2 separate regions of the Homo sapiens genome follow, and region 1 is linked to region 2. Evidence: read pairs that join two places in POLR2A ChIA-PET (ENCODE). Cell type or tissue: PC-9. All regions are shown on one strand. Each heading gives the region's core, and the rest is flanking DNA. Links, peaks and the distances in the headings are about the cores only.

The links. ChIA-PET counts read pairs that join two places held together with the same protein. Peaks named below come from ENCODE experiments on the same cell type or tissue, not always from the same donor. Only the 100,000 strongest peaks of a DNase experiment are listed, where the experiment ranks them.
Region 1: POLR2A ChIA-PET joins it to region 2 with 22 read pairs; 26 of 35 experiments call an interaction of 5 or more read pairs at or near these places.

What each region holds. Positions count from the first base shown.
Region 1 is chr5:177,412,781-177,421,103 of GRCh38, forward strand. No RefSeq gene overlaps it. Among named protein-coding and RNA genes, the nearest start is that of F12, 7.4 kb to the left of the region's middle. In PC-9, for the core only: no CTCF peak of the experiment used is centred there; DNase peaks (open chromatin) are centred at 3,761 and 6,471.
Region 2 is chr5:177,476,402-177,484,724 of GRCh38, forward strand. PDLIM7 (PDZ and LIM domain 7) reads right to left here. Exons shown (of 13, transcript NM_005451.5): 11 at 7,669-7,789; 12 at 7,466-7,581; 13 at 6,993-7,329. The coding sequence ends at 7,243. Among named protein-coding and RNA genes, the nearest start is that of DBN1, 6.9 kb to the left of the region's middle. RefSeq lists enhancers at 1,322-1,822, 7,615-8,323. In PC-9, for the core only: no CTCF peak of the experiment used is centred there; no DNase peak of the experiment used is centred there.

The DNA of each region.
Region 1 (8,323 bases), core at 282-8,281, 64 kb before region 2:
TGTTGTTTCAAAGAGACTCGGTCTTATTAAGTTGCCCAGGCTAGCCTGGAACTTCTGGGCGCAAGTGATCCTCTCGCTTCATCCTCCTGAATAGCTGGGATTACAGGTTCATGCCATCATGCCTGGCTCTGTCAGTTCTTGATTGCTCCTGAGTATAGACCCTGGCCCTAAGGCCACTCCCACATTGGCTCCTTCCTCTTGGGGAGAAGGCAGCTGTTCCTCTACATGGAAGGGGCCTTTTGAACAGGTCTTCGCCACAAGTAGGGGTTTGCAGGCAGAGTGAGTAATACAACTGCACAGAAGCCTGAATGCAGCGTGTCAAATGGGGAATGTGGTGAGCATAAGGTGCCTTGTAGGGAGTGTGAGATGAGGTGTCAGGTGGACATTAATGGTCATTTGGATGTTCAACATCCATCTCCCTTCCTCTTCCTCTCCCAGTTTCATTTTGTGATCACCCCTCCCCAGCTGTGGTGGTGAAAGGGTACTTTATTATTATTTTTATTTAGTTATTTATTTGAGATGGAGTCTCGCGCTGTCGCCCAAACTGGACTGCCATGGTGCGATCTCGGCTCACTACAACCTCCACCTCCCAGGTTCAAGTGATTCTCCTGCCTCAGCCTCCCAAGTAGCTGCCATTACAGGCCCACGCCACCATGCCCGGCTAATTTTTTGTCTCCTTAGTAGAGACCAGGGCTTCACCATGTTGGCCAGGTTGGTCTCGAACTCCTGACCTCATGATCTGCCCACCTCGGCCTCCCGAAGTGCTGGAATTACAGGCGTGAGCCACCACACCCGGCTGAAAGGGTACTTTCTAGAGACCATCTCCACTATGGAAGCCTAATGGACCAGACCAACCTCTCCCTACCATAGTATAGCCAGAGGGACCTAAACTCAGCCAATAGTGTTTTCTCCCAGGGCTCTGAATCCTGATCAAGCCACACAAGGATGGCAGGAAAAGCTGGAGGTCTGGCATTGCACCACCTGTGCCCTGACCAAATCATCCCGGCTACATGGCATTAAGTCAGGATGCCTTCCAAAAACCAAGCATATGCAGTAGGGCAATTCGAATTCATCATCCCATGTCACCAGATGTCTGGAGCAGCAGGACTCCAGGAACAGTGCTTTCAGTGGTTCAACAATGTCATCAAGAACCCAAGTTCTTTCTTTTTTTGTTTGTCTTCTGTGTGCAGACCTTCAGGCTGCCTGCCCTCATGGTCACAAGATGGCTGTCACAGCTCCAGGAATCACACTTCAACTCAATTATGTTCAAGCAAAGAAGAGGCACCTTCCCTTCCACTAGCTCCTTCTTAGGAATGAGGAACCCTCCCTCAAATCTCAAGCAGACCTCTCCTCATGCTTTCTTAGCTAGAACAGGCTCACATGACATCCCTAAGCCATGTTTGGCAAGGAAAAGGGGATCCCCATCACTGGCCTAAACCTATTAACCCTGGATCTGGGTCAGAGGCATGTGAGGTAAAGTGGCCACTGGAACAGAACTGGGACTCTGCAAACAGGGAAGAGCGGTGGCATGGATATTAGGTGGACAACTTCCGTGTCTGCTCAAGGGAAATCACTGTACTTCCTGCTTCCTAGTCTTCCAGTGGCTCTTAATTCCTGCACATTTCCAAGCCTATTCCTTCGAGCTGATGCCGTGAACTCCCGAAGACCTTCTCACAAAGTAAATTCCCTTTTGTTGAAGCAGCTAGAGTCATTTTCTGTTGCTTGCAACCAAGAGCTCTCTCTTCCTCATGCTCCCAGCCTACTTAGCCACCTAGTTCTGTTCATTCCACTATTTAAATATTTTTCTTTTTTTTCTTTTTTGAGGCAGGGTGTCAGTCTGTTGCTCAGGCTAGAGTGCAGTGACGTGATCATGGCTCACTGCAGCCTTAGCATCCCAGGCTCTAAGCAATCCTCCCACCTCAGCCTCCTAAGTAGCTGGGATACAGACGTGCAGCACCACACCCAGCTAATTTTTTAATTTTTTGTAGAGGTGAGGTGTCACTGTGTTCCCCAGGTTGGTCTCAAACTCCTGGGCTCAAGCTATCTCCTCAACCTCAGCTTCCCAAAGTGCTGAGATTACAGGTATGAGCCACCGCACCAGGCTACATAAATATTTCTCAAATCTCTCCATCTCTCTCAATTTCTACTGCCCCTTCTTTGACTTCCAGAAAATTCAAGGTAGCTACAGCTGTGAAACATAATTTGAGAGCCTGTGATGGATGTCTATCATTTCCTGTTTACCATTCATTCTCCCTGCTTCTAGAAATGGCCCTCATTGTTTCTTTGGGGAATCGCTCCTCCCCACCCTGCGTCAATATACATAAAATAAAGCCTACCCTATCCCTTGGCTGAGGGTGGAGTGGGCATTTGATCTAGACCTGGCCAATCGGAACACCACCTCTGTCTTCAGCGATTGGTTCAAATGAACACCTGAATTAGGTGGGCGTGGTGGTGCACGCCTGTGGTCCCAGCTACCTAGGAGGCTGAGGTGGGATGATGGCTTGAGCCTAGAAGGCAGAGGTTGCAGTGAGCCAAGATCGCACCACTGCACTCTAGCCTGGACGACAGAGCCAGACTCTATCTCAAAAGAAAAAAAAAAAGAACACCTAACCCACATCGAACCAGTGAGAGGCAGCCCCAGGATTTTTGCTGGAATTATAAAGCTAGAGGCCTTCTCTTTCCATGGAGGTTGTCACATTCCTAACAAATGAGCCTGGAGCTGCTGGCAGCCATCTTTAACATCTCAGAGGGAGAACCTACCTGAGAATAAAGATAATAAAGATTAAAAGCAGAGCCAGGGTATGGGCGCTGGGTGCAGTGGCTCACGCCTGTATTCCCAGCACTTTGGGAGGCTGAGGTGGATGGATCATCTGAGGTCAGGAGTTCGAAACCAGCCTGGCCAACATGGTGAAACTCTGCCTGTACTAAAAATACAAAAAAATTAGCCGGGTGTAGTGGCGCGCCTGTAACCCCAGCTACCTGGGAGGCTGAGGCAGGAGAATTGTTTGAACCTGGGAGGCAGAGGCTGCAGTGAGCTGAGATTGCATCACTGCACTCCAGACTGGCAAAAGAGTAAGACTCCGTCTCAAAAAAAAAAAAAAAAAAAGAGTGGAGCCAGGGTATGAAAAAGACAGATTTTAGGCCGGGCATCGTGGCTCACGTCTGTAATCCCAGCACTTTGGGAGGCCAAGGCGGGTGGATCACGAGGTCAAGAGATCGAGACCATCCTGGCCAACATGGTGAAACCCCGTCTCTACTAAAAAAAAAAAAAAAAAAAAAAATTAGCCTGGAGTGGTGGCACGCAACTGTAATCCCAGCTACTCAGGACGCTGAGGCAGGAGAATTGCTTGAACCAGGGAGGCAGAGGTTGCAGTGAGCCGAGATTGCGCCACTCCACTCCGGCCTGGTGACAGAGTGAGACTCCATCTCAAAAAAAAAAAAAGAAAAAGAAAAAGAAAAAGACAGATTTTGAATGACACCATTTGAGACCCAGCATCCAGAGACGCTTGAAGTCAGAACCACCACCTATGCTTTTCTGTTACCTGAACCCCAAAATTCCTTTTTTTGCCTGAGCTAATTTTAGTTTCAACCAAAAGTCCTAACTTATGCTGCCAGACTTCATACACTGTTACCAGGAAGTTCCCAAAACAAAACAAAACAAAACAAACCCCTTCATGTGATCATGATGGGTAAGTCAGTAGTTTAAAGGACGGGAAAATACTGACCTTAGAAGCAGGGTAGGGAAGCACTGGACTTGAGTCAGGAAGGCTTCCACTCCCACCTTGGCCACCGCCCCGCAGTGTGATGACGGCTAAGGAGCTCGGCCTCTCTCAATCTGCATTGCCACATCTCTGTAGGGAGGGATGGGCACTCATGCTGTCTGGTAGACTTGTTGAGGTGTTTGAATGGGATTGCATGTGAAAAGGCAGAGCCTGGCGTGTGGTTGGAGCTCAATCCATAGAGGTGTACAAAGAAACTTTCCAATGTGGATACATTTTTCTCTATAATTTCTGCACACTTGTCCCCAGATCTTCTTGCACATCTGGCTGTCTTCCACCAATTGCTGTAGACCAGAGCAGAAAGGCAGTGTCCCCTTGACCTGGCTTCTGTCTTTCTGCAGCTGGGCGGTGGGTCCATGGGATGAGAAACCATTGAGTCCTGCTCACAGGTTTCTGGATACACACAGACACACACAAATCCCCTTCCTCTTTATTTTTATTTTTTTGAGACAGAGTCTCGCTCTGTCTCCCAGGCTGGAGTGCAATGGCACGATCTCGGCTCACTGCAACCTTCGCCTCCCAGGTTCAAGCGATTCTCCCTCAGCCTCCTGAGTAGCTGGGATTACATGCACCTGCCACCACATCCAGCTAATTTTTGTATTTTTGGTAGAGACGGGGTTTCACCATGTTGGTCAGGATGGTCTCAAATTCCTGACCTTGTGATCTGCCCACCTCGGCCTCCTGAAGTGCTGGGATTACAGGTGTGAGCCACCATGCCCGGCCCCCACTTCCTCTTTAGCAGGGACTTGGGACATAGATTTCATGTGGTTGCAGAACTGCCTGTTCAAGGAGACGTTGGGGGGATCAGAAGGTACCCAGCCTGCCATCCTTCACACCTTGGCTGGTGGTACTGTTGCTTCCCCAGTCAGACTGTTGAACTGTTGAGATACAGTCTTTTTTTTTTTTTGAGATGGAGTCTCGCTCTTGTCGCCCAGGCTGGAGTGCAATGGCACGATCTTGGCTCACTTCAACTTCCGCCTCCCGGGTTCAAGCAATTCTCCTGCCTCAGCCTCCCAAGTAGCTGGGATTACAGGTGCCTGCCACCACACCCGCCTAATTTTTGTATTTTTAGTAGAAACGGTTTTCACCATGTTGGCCAGGCTGGTCTTGAACTCCTGACTTCAGGTGATCCACCCACCTCGCCCTCCCAAAATGCTGGGATTACAGGCATGAGCCACCGCACCCGGCCAAATTTAATTAATTTAAGTAGCCACATGTGACTAGGTGCTACCATGTTGGACAGTGCAGCTCCTGATGGAAGCAGGAAGAAGCTCAGCGTGTGGCTGCTGGTGCACACCGAATGAGAAGGAGAGGGCATGAAATAACGCTGGAGAGGGAAGCAGGGCCCGGATCAAGTTGGGCCATTGTGGGCCACGGGGAAGAACATAGGGTTTTTAACATTTTAATTGTTTATTTTTTGTAGAGCTAAGTCTCACTATGTTGTTGCCCAGGCTGGCCTTGAAATCCTAGGATCAAGTGAGCCTCCCACCTCATCCTCCCAAGTAGCTGGGACTACAGGAGGTTTTTTTAAATTATTATTTATTTATTTATTTATTTTTTTGGAGACAGTTCTTGCTCTGTTACCCAGGCTGGAGTGCAATGGTATGATCATGGCTCACTGCAGCCTCAAGGAGGTTTTATTTTTTAAGTGTAATGAGAAGTGTATTAATTATCTATGGCTGCATAACAAATTGTCCCAAAATTTAGCAGCTTAAAATGACATTTATGGAGACTGATTTCAATGATAACTCCAGTTCTCTCACGTGGGCCAGCCTCACATCAATTAAACTCTTTTTTTTTTTTTTTTTTTGAGACAGAGTCTCGCTCTGTTGCCTAGGCTGGAGTGTATAGTGACACGATTTTGGCTCACTGCAACCTCTGCCTCCTAGGTTCAAGGGATTCTCCTGCCTCAGCCTCCCAAGTAGTTGGGACTACAAGTGCCCACCACAACACCTGGCTAATTTTTATATTTTTAGTAGAGATGGGGTTTCACTATGTTGGCGAGGCTAGTCTCGAACTCCTGACCTCATGATTGGCCTGCCTTGGCCTTCCAAAGTGCTGGGATTACAGGCGTGAGCCACTGCTCCTGGCCAATTAAGCTTTTATTTTATTTTTTTGAGACAGAGTTTCTCTCTTGTTGCCCAGGCTGGAGTGCAATGGCACGATCTCGGCTCACCGCAACCTCTGCCTCCCGGGTTCAAGCAATTCTCCCGCCTCAGCCTCCTGAGTCGCTGGGATTACAGGCATGTGCCACCACGCCTGGCTAATTTTGTATTTTTAGTAGAGATGGGGTTTCTCTATATTGGTCAGGCTGGTCTTGAACTCCTGACCTCAGGTGATCCACCCACCTTGGCGTCCCAAAGTGCTGGGATTACAGGTGTGAGCCACCACTCCCGGCCATAAACTCTTTTTAAAAAAGATATTTATGGGTCACAGTTTCTATGGGTCAGGAACCCGGCACTTTTTAACTGAGTGCCACTGGATCAGCATCTCTCACAAGGCTGCATCGGAGGGTCAGCTGAGGCTGCCGGGGGAAGGATCCACTTCCAAGTTCACTTACAAAGCTGTTGGCTAGAGACATCAGTTGCCTGCCACATAGGGTCTCTCCATCTCACAACCTAACAGGTGGTTTCTCTCAGACTGAGCCAGTGAGGGAGCAAGAGGAGTTACGTAAGATGGTAGCCACAATCTTTTAGTAATCTCATGTTGGAAATGACATTCCATCACTTTGGCTGCATTCCTTCCATTGGAAGTGAGTCAAGCTGGGTGCCATGGCTCATGCCTGTAATCCCAAGACTTTAGGAGGCCAGGGAGGGAGGATTGCTTGAGCCAGGAGTTTGAGACCAGCCTGGGCAACAGAGGGAGACCCTATCTCTACAAAAAAATTAATTAGTTGGGTATGGTGGCATGCGCATGTAGTCCCAGCTACTCGGGAGGCTGATGTAGGCTGATCGATTGGGCCCAGGAGGTGGAGGCTGCAGTAAGCTGTGATCGAGCCTGAGTGACAGAGCAAGACCCTGTCTCTTAGGGAAAAAAAACGTGGCCCGGCCCAGTGGCTCACGCCTGAAATCCCAGCACTTTGGGAAGCCGAAGCAGGCAGATCACCCAAGGTCAGGAGTTTGAAACCAGCCTGGCTAACATGGTGAAACCTCATCTATACTAAAAATACAAAAATTAACCAGGCGTAGTGGGCAGCGCCTGTAATCCCAGCTACTCCGGAGGCTGAGGCAGGAGAATTGCTTAAACCCGGGAGGCGGAGTTTGCAGTGAGCCGAGATTGCACCACTGCACTCCAGCCTGGGCGACAGAGCGAGACTCTGAAAAAAAGAAAAGGCCGGGGGCAGGCCAGGCCTGGTGGCTCACGCCTGTAATCCCAGCACTTTGGGAGGCAGAGATGGGCAGATCACTTGAGGTCAGGAGTTCAAAACCAGCCTGGCCAACATGGTGAAACCCCATCTCTACAAAAATTAACTGGGCGTAGTGGCACGCGCCTGTAGTCCCAGCTACTCGGGAGGCTGAGGCAGGAGAATTGCTTGAACCTGGGAGGCAGAGGTTGCAGTGAGTGGAGATCAAGCCACCGTACTCCAGCCTGGCAACAGAGCGAGACTTCCACAGAGCGAGACTCCATCTCAAAAACAAAAAAAAAGAAAAAAAGAAAAAGAAAAAATGCCGGGTGTAGTGGCTCACACCTGTAATCCCAGCACTTTGGGAGACCGAGACGGGCGGATCAGGAGTTTGAGACCAGCCTGGCCACATGGTGAAACCCCGTCTCTACTAAAAATACAAAAAATTAGCCAGGCGTGGTGGTGAGTGCCTTTAATTCCAGCTACCCGGGAGGCTGAGGCAGGAGAATTGCATGAACCCAGGAGGTGGAGGTTGCAGTGAGCTGAGATCATGCCATTGCACCCCAGCCTGGGTAAGGAGAGCAAAACTCCATCTCAAAAAAAAAAAAAGTGAGTCAGGAGGTCCACCTGACACTTAAGGGGATCTTAAGGCTGTGAATACCAGGAAGAAGCAGAGATCCACGGACCAGGAAGAAGCAGAGATCCACGGACCAGGAAGAAGCAGAGATCCACGGACCAGGAAGAAGCAGAGATCCACGGACCAGGAAGAAGCAGAGATCCACGGACCAGGAAGAAGCAGAGATCCGTGGTGGCAGGGGTACCTTAGAGGTTGCCTACCACAGGCAGCCACTGGAGAGTTCTGAGTAAGAGTGACAGGATCCGGCTGATTGTTTTTAAGACAGGCCATCCAGTCACACAATGCAAGATTAAAGGTGCAAAAAGGGAGGTGAAAAACCTCCCTCCCACCCCCATCCCCAGCCATTTAACTACCCCTTCCCAGATGCAAGCAGCATTTCTGCTGCCTCACGTGGCCTTCCCAAGGTGGCAACATATATATAAGCAAAACTGTCTGTGGTGGTTGTTAGTGTTGTTCACCAAACATTTCCAATTCTTTTATCCTTCCAGGCCTATAGGAGTGATGCCAGGTACCTGCTTCTGCATTATAAACTACTCCAAACTTAGTGGCCTGTTTTATCATGCT
Region 2 (8,323 bases), core at 229-8,228:
GGTATCTGCCCCCGGCGCCGGGCCAGCCACGTTCATTCACATTAGCTCTGCTCCTGAGGAGTCTATTGCTAATGGTGTGACCTTGAGCTTGGTGCCTGACCTATCTTGAATCACTCATCTTCAACTGTAATATGGGGGTGATAGTGATGGTACCTACCTCCTAGGGTCAGTTTGAGGATTTTCAAAAAGTATCTAGGAAGTGCTTAAAATGAGACCAGGACATAGTAGGTGCTGTCAATGTGTTGATTGTTATTATTAGTTTACAGATGGGAATACTGAGGCCCAGAGAGAGTCAGTGACTTGCCCGGAGACACACAGCTTTGTGTCCCATTCAGACACAAAGTCTGAATGGGAACCCAGGTCTGTCCCAGGTCATTTCGGTACCCCACACACCCTCCCCGCTTCCCCTTGTAGCACCCCTATTTCTGCATGCAGGGGTGAGGTGGGCTGGAGTCTGATCAGAAGTTGCAGATGCTCCAGCTCTGAGGTCTGGGAGTGGAGTCGGGGGCGGGGCCCTGGGCATGAGGGGAGGAAGTGCCATGGACCTCCCTGCCAGGCCTGCTCCGCCTCCCGTTTTCTGGCAGACTTTCCACTTTCAGCTCTAAACAGGAGTATGTCGTCCAAGCCAGGAAGGGTCAGACCCAGTGACTACTTCAGAGACAGACACATGACCCAAGTTAGTCCAATGGGCGTTGGCCCTCGGACTTTCGCTGGCGCCATTAAGAAAGCCTCCCTTGCCGGGAGCGGTGGCTCACGCCTGCAATCCCAGCACTTTGGGAGGCCGAGGCGAGCAGATCACGAGGTCAAGAGCTCAAGATCATCCTGGCCAACATGGTGAAACCCTGTCTCTACTAAAAATACAAAAATTAGCTGGGCCTGGTGTTGCATGCTTGTAGTCCCAGCTACTCAGGAGGCTGAGGCAGGAGAAACGCTTGAATCCGGGAGGCGGAGGTTGCAGTGGGCTGAGATCACACCACTGCACTCCAGCCTGGGCCACAGGGCGAGACGCCATCTCAAAATAAATAAATAAATAAAAAATAAAAGAAAAAAGAAAAGAAAGGCTCCCTCTGTCCGCTGGGGCTGCTGAGCTGGCCAGGTATGGGCCTGGAGCTGCTGGGGGCCATCCTTGCCAACAGTGGGGAGAGCCTTCTGAGAATGAAGCCAGCATTGAGGACAGCAGAGCCGAGAGGTGGAGAGCATGAGAGAGGGTCCCGGTAGCCGCCATGGGTACCTGGATCCAGCCAGGTCTGAAGCCATTCACTTTTTCAGTTCAATTATCCCCGTTTTTGCTTACACTAGCTTGAATTGCAGCTGAGAGGCCTACCTAATCTGCCTCGTACCCAAGTAGTGGTCATTTTGTCAGTGGCAAGAAACTTGGGTGAAATCTCAGTTGATCTTCCAGTACTCCAAAAACCTGAGCGGGAGGGCCCAGGCTGGTCCTGGGGTCCTCACTGGCTCAGAAGTGGCTCCCCCCGCACAATCTCCCAAGTGGCTGGTGCTGGTGTCCTGAGTTCCCCCAGGCTGTCAGTCAGCGAGCTTGTTCTTGTTCCACCATGACCCCCGGAACCCTGGTCCCCTCCCCTCCTTCCTTTAAGGCCTCCGTTGGGAGGGGTTCTTCTTCCAGTCTCAGGGTCAGCTTTGGATTTAGGCAGTCTCAAGTTCAAAGGGCGACCTGTGGCCAGCCCTTTAGCCCAGGGCCTCAGCTCCCTTCCTGTGGCAGGGCCACCTGGAGAGTCTGAGGATGGTGTGTGTACCTTATGTGTGTACCAAGGCCATGTGGGGCCCTGCACTGAGGAGGCAGTGGCAGAATCATGAGGGCCTGCCTCTGTACTCTGGCAAAACAGTTCCTCGCCCTCCACCGCCTCTCTCCCTGCTGATCCAAATGAGCTCAAGCCATTCTGAGCTGGGAAAAACCCCTCCCTTGCCTGCTGCCTCTCCAGTTACCCACTCAGCCCCCTGCCATGGGCTCTGCCCCCTCCAAGGGTGCTAATGGCCTCTCCTGCCTGGCACGAAGACATTTACTTCCCGGTCCCCATGGCCTCCCCCCGCACAGCCTTGCACCCCAGCTTCGGAACACTGTGATCTTTGCAGCTTGTGGTTGCTATTATTATTTTTTTGAGACGGAGTCTCACTCTGTCACCCAGGCTGGAGTGCAGTGGCGCAATCTCAGCGCACCACAACCTCCACCTCCTGGGTTCAAGCAATTCTCCTGCCACAGCCTCCTGAGTAGCTGGGATTACAGGCGCCCGCCACCACGCCTGGCTAATTTTTGTATTTTTAGTAGAGATGAGGTTTCACCATGTTGGCCAGGCTGGTCTTGAACTCCTGACCTCAGGTGATCCACCCATCTCGGCCTTCCAAAGTGCTGGGATTACAGGTGTAAGCCACTGTGCCCAGCTGCTATTATTTGACAGATGGGGAAACCAAGGCTCAAAGAAGGGTTGTGTCTTGCCCGGAGGCACACAGCTGGTGGAGCGGCAAAGTCTGGATGGGAGCCCAGGTGATGGGGGACGCATGAGAGGAGCTGGGGAGTGCTGGTGGGTCAGCAGGGAACACTTTGGCCTTTGATCCTTGGAGTGGCAGTCCAGGCCATTCCATCTGGGTGACTCTGTACAAGTCACTGATCCTCTCTGAGCCTCAGTACCCTCATCTGAAACATGCCTGTAATAATGTGTTCTCAAAGGTGTTATGATGATTAAATGACATGTGATTGCATCATGTTTCCGGCCTACGGAGTGAGGGTGGCTGTTTCAAGGAGGTGCCTGGCACCTGCTCCTGCCCCACTCTAGGCCAGCTCCAGCTCCACGGTTCTGCATTTGCCCCTGCCCTTCACCCCACTCTCTCCTTACGGCCCCCTCCCAACTTCTCCCATCTTCTCCCACCATCCTCCAGCAGATGCCTCCCAGGCCTCTCCCGCCACCCACACCCTGGCCTCTCAGCTGAGCTTGGCGGTCATCTTGGCCCACCACAGCCAAACCTCTTAAAAGAGCTGTCTGCACTCTCTCCTTCCACATCCTCCCCACCCTCCCGCCTTGTTCCTCTTTAACCCTGGCAGCCGCCCCAGCTCGGCTAAACTGATCTGGCAAATGTCACCTTGTTGTGAAATGCCACGAGGGACTCCTCGGCCTTATCTGCCTGGTTGACATTGTCGGCAGCTTCTTGACACGCTCTTGCCCTGTCCAGGCTTCCTTGCCCCTTCCCTGGAGGTTGTTGTCCTCCTGCCCTGGCCGTGCTGTTCCTGCCCAGTGCTGTGATGCTGGTGTTCCGGCGTCTCACCTCCTCACTATGCTGGGCCCTGGCCGTCCTCATGCTGGATTTGGCCCACATTTGTTATTTTTCTAATAGGATTAAAAAAAAAATCTAATGTAGTTGCCAATATTCAAACACCAGATCTCACATACAAATCTGAACCTCTGGACGCTGTCGATAAACTGGCAGATCTGGCCGTGCTGCTCGGCGTTCCCAGACGGGCTCCCGGCTACAGTTACCATCCGTCCCTGTGCCCTTCTCGCTTGTATCCATGGGAACCGAGGACGGACGGAGAGGGCTTCACAGTTCAAGAGAAGTGGGAGAGAGCACATTTCCTTGTGGAAGTGAAAGCTACTCTGTGGTTAACATGCCAAGGATGTCCAGGTTGAAAGAAAACCACATCCCATCTGCTTGACCCCTGATGCTCCCTGCGTGGGCCCTGCTCCTGGCTCTCCCTAGGCCTCAGTGACCAGCATTTATGTTGACTGCCCTGAGCCTGTCTCAAATTCATTCCCGAATTGAAGTGGAGGTGAATCCAGACTTGAATCTTCAGCTGTTTCCTGAATGTGTCTCCTAAATGTCCCACAGGTGCCTCGTGATCATTCAACAAACACTTACTGGGCATCCACTATATGCCAGGCACTGACATAAAGTCACTCCGGCAAGGCATCATGAAAATAACACGAGGCTGGGTGCGGTGGCTCATGCCTGTAATCCCAGCACTTTGGGAGGCCGAGGCAGGCAGAAAAAAAAAAAAAACATGAAAATCACACACGAAGCTTTGCACTCATTCTCCAGGATTCCAAGAGAGAACACAGCAGAGACCCTTCTTGTCTCTCTCTCCCTTTTTTTTTTTTTTAAAAAAGAGACAGGGTTTCGCTTTGTTGCTCAGGCTGGAGGGCAGCTTACTGCTGCCTCAACCTCCTGGGCTCAAGTGATCCTCCCACCTCAGCCTCCCAAGTAGCTGAGACCACAAGAATGCACCACTAGGCCCAGCTGAATTTTTTTTTTTTTTTTTTGAGACAGTCTTGCTTTGTTGCCCGGGCTGGAGTGTAGTGGCGCAGTCTTGGCTCACTGCAACCTCTGTCTCCTGGGTTCCAGGGATTCTCCTGCCTCAGCCTTCTGAGTGGCTGGGATTACAGGCATGCACCACCACACCCGGCTAATTTTTGTATTTTTAGTAGAGACGGGGTTTCACCATGTTGGCCAGGCTGGTCTCAAACTACTGACCTCAGGTGATCTGCCCACCTCGGCCTCCCAAAGTGCCAGGATTACAGGTGTGAGCCACCACGCCTGGCCACATATATATATATATATATTTTTTTTTTTTTTTTTTTTTTTTTTTTTGAGACAGAGTCTCACTCTATTCCCCAGGCTGGAGTGCAGTGGCACGATCTCAAGCTCACTGTAACCTCAGCCTCCTGGGTTTAAGCGATTCTCCTGCCTCAGCCTCCCGAGTAGCTGAGATTACAGGCGTGTGCCACCATGCCTGGCTAATTTTTGTATTTTTAGTAGAGACAGGGCTTTATCGTGTTGGCCAGGCTGGTCTGGAACTCCTGACCTCAGGCGATCTGTCTGCCTTGACCTCCCAAAGTGCCGGGATTACAGGCGTGAACCAACGCGCCCAGCCCTGGCCTCTAATGTTTTAATATTTTGTAGAAACTGGGTCTCACCAGGCCGGGCGCAGCGGTTCACACCTGTAATCCCAGCATTTTGGGAGGCTGAGGCGGGCGGATCATGAGGTCAGGAGATCGAGACCATCCTGGCTAACATGGTGAAACCTTGTCTCTACTAACATACAAAAAAATTAGCTGGGCGTGGTGGCGCAAGCCTGTAGTCCCAGCTACTTGGGAGGCTGAGGCAGGGGAATCGCTTGAACCTGGGAGCTGGAGGTTACAGTGAGCTGAGATTGCACCACTGCACTCCAGCCTGGGCGACAGAGCAAGACTCCATCTCAAAAAAACAAAAAACAAAACAAAACAGGGTCTCACCATGTTGCCCAGGCTGGTCCTGAACTCCTAAGCTGGAGCCCTTCTCCAGCCTCAGCCTTCCAAAGTGCTGGGATTAGAGGTGTGAGTCACCGTGCCCAGCCCTTCTCGTCTCTTAAAGGGGACCGGGCCAAGGGCCTGTTGAGAAGACTAACAGATGTGTTGCAGGTCCTCATGCCAGGGACCACTGAAGGACGGGCAGCCATGGCACACTGAGCTGTCCTGGCCTACTTAAGGCTTCTCTTCAGTCTTTCCAGTCCAGGCTTGGGACAGGAGAGATGACAGTCCCTCTAGGGTGGTGCGGGCATCAGTGGGAGGCAGGAAGCCCCAGAGTGACGGCGCCACCACCAAGGTCTACAGTCCTCCAGGTACCGGGCAGAAGTCAGCTTCCCAGAGAGATGCTCGCTGGCAAATGGTACTCAGTGCCAGCCAGTCCTGGGACAGCGCACCCAGCTTCAGGCCTGGATTCTAGTCTGGCTCATGGCTCAATGACAGCGTGACCTTGGTCAAGTCTCCCAATCTTTCTGTGCCTCATCTAGAAAATAAGTGGGCCAGGCATGGTGGCTCACACCTGTAATGCCAGCACTTTGGGGCTAAGGAGGAAGAATTGCTTGAGCCCAGGAGTTTGAAACCAGCCCGGGCAACCTAGGGAGATCCTGTCTCTTAAAAACAAAAAAAATTAAAGTTAAAAAAGAAAAAATGAAATAAGTGATTGCAGACAACGGCGCAAGGTTGCTAGGAGGTTCGCGGGAGACAGCGTGAGCATGTCTGGTATAGGCCAGATGCCTGGCAACGCTCCTGTCCTTCTCTCCATCCCTCATCCCCCGGACCTGCCACTGGGTCCCATCTCTGCCATATTACTCTCTGCCCCTCCCTTGCCTGGCCCCCGCCCCTAGGCCCTGCTGCAACTCCTCCTCCCAGCCTCCCTCCTGCACTCCCTCAGTGTTCTGGGGCCTCTTTTCTGCAATACAACACAAACCTATTTCAAACTCTGCTGTGCCTTGCCCTGCCCTAACCTCAAGAGACAGCCCCAGCTCTACTGCCTGGCACTCGTGGCTTCCCAGGACCTAAGGGCTACCCTCTCCAGCCCTGCCTTCTTCTGTTTGGACGGCAGCTGGCCCCTCCAGGACTTTGCTGTGGCCATTGCTGTTTTCCACACCGTATCTCTGCAGATCCACCCCCAACTACAACTACCCTTCTTTTTTTTTTTTTTTTTTTTTTTTTGAAGCAGGGTCTCGCTCTGCCATCTGCCACCCAGGCTCGCGCGCAGTGGTGTGATCTCAGCTCACTGCAACCTCCACTTCCCAGGTTCAAGTGATTTTCCCGCCTCAGCCTCCTGAGTGGCTGGGATTACAGGCATGCCCCACCACACTCGGCTAATTTTTGTATTTTTACTAGAGACGCTGTTTCACCGTGTTGGCCATGAGGTCTCGAACTCCTGACCTCAAGCGATCTGCCCACCTTGGCCTTCCAAAGTGCTGGGATCACAGGCATGAGCCACCATGCTAACTACCCTTCCTAACTACCCTTCTCTAACCTCCAAGCCAGGCCAGACCAGTGGCTCCCCTCATGTCTGTGGGCACCGGGCCTGGCACATGGGGTCTCGCCTGTACCTCCTCCACTAACCATGAGCCCGCCATGTCTGCATCACGAGGACCACCCAGATGGCCAGCCCAAGAAAACCATCTTACTCTCCACCCTGCCACGTGCCTCAAATTCTGCCCCTCCGGATGCACAGGGGAAGGGCACACAAGACACAGCTGGGTACAGGTTTATTGTGGCACTGGAGGTGAAAGGGGGCTGGTGTGGCCAGCACCGGTGTGCTGTGGTGGTGGAGGGAGTGGGGTGGGAGGATAAGGTGGGTGGGGCAGGGCCCAGGGAGCCCCAGGCTCGGGCCAGGAGCCAGGGTTAAGGCAACCATTGCCAGCCCTACCCAGAAATGCAGGGCCACGACTCCAGGCCCCTCAGGCTAGGGGCCACCGCGGCAGCTGTGGGCAGAAGGGGCTCACACATGAGAGAAGGCATGGCTCTTGCAGAGAGGCCTGTCCTTCTTGGAGTAGAAGGTCTTTCCTTCCAGGTTGATCTGACATATCTAAGGACAGCAAAGGCCCAGTCACATGGGGTTGGGGGCAGCAGGAGAGGCCCCTTCCCAACTTCTCCTGCATCTCCTGGGGAATGAACAGAGGGCCGGTGGGCTTGGGGCTCAGTTCGAGGGGCGGGGCTCTCACCGCACAGACGAAGCAGGTGTCATGCCAGCTGAAGCCCAGGGCCTCCAGGAAGCGGTCCCCAGCGTCGATCTTGAAGTCACAGCCATGGCATTTCGTGCCAAACATCTTCTCATAGTCTGAGAATGGGGGCAGAGAGAAAGAGGACCTGGATTCATGCCTGCCCCATGCACCATCCCTCCTCACCCTCACTGGCCAGTGGGTACCTCGCTCGCAATAGGGCACGCCCTCCTCCATGTAGAAGGCCCTGTTCCGGATGGGCGTCTTGCAGGCAGCACAGGTAAAGCAGTGCACGTGCCAGGTCATCTTCAGGGCGTGCATGATCTCCTGGAAGGAGGTCCCAGTCACTCGGCAGGCTCAGGCCCCTCCTGCCCTGCCCTGGGTCACGGGAACACAGGAGGGCTGGCCGCAAGCCCTGTTCCTTCTCGCGGTAAACACTACATCTAACTGTTCAGGACTCCCACACCTCCATCTCCAACTCCAAGGTCTCTGAGTGGACGACCACTGCGCCTTCAGACTTGCCATGTCCAGCACTCAGTTCCTGATTCCCTCACCCCAAACCTCTCCTCCCACAGCCATCCCCATCACGCGGATGGCAACTCCATTCTCCTGTCTGCTGCAGCCAAACACACCCTCCTCTCACACCCCACACCAGGTCCACCAGGAAATCCAGTGGGGCCCACCCCCAAGGCACATCCAGATTCTGAGTGCTTCTCACAGCCTCCCTGAAGTGAGGTAAGCCATGGCCATCTGGCCCGTGGGACCACATAACAACTGGCCTACAAGCTCCTCTCTCTGATCCCAGCTGCCACAGCGTGCCCCTGCAACCCAAGACAGGCCTTCTCCCCCTGCATGAAACTG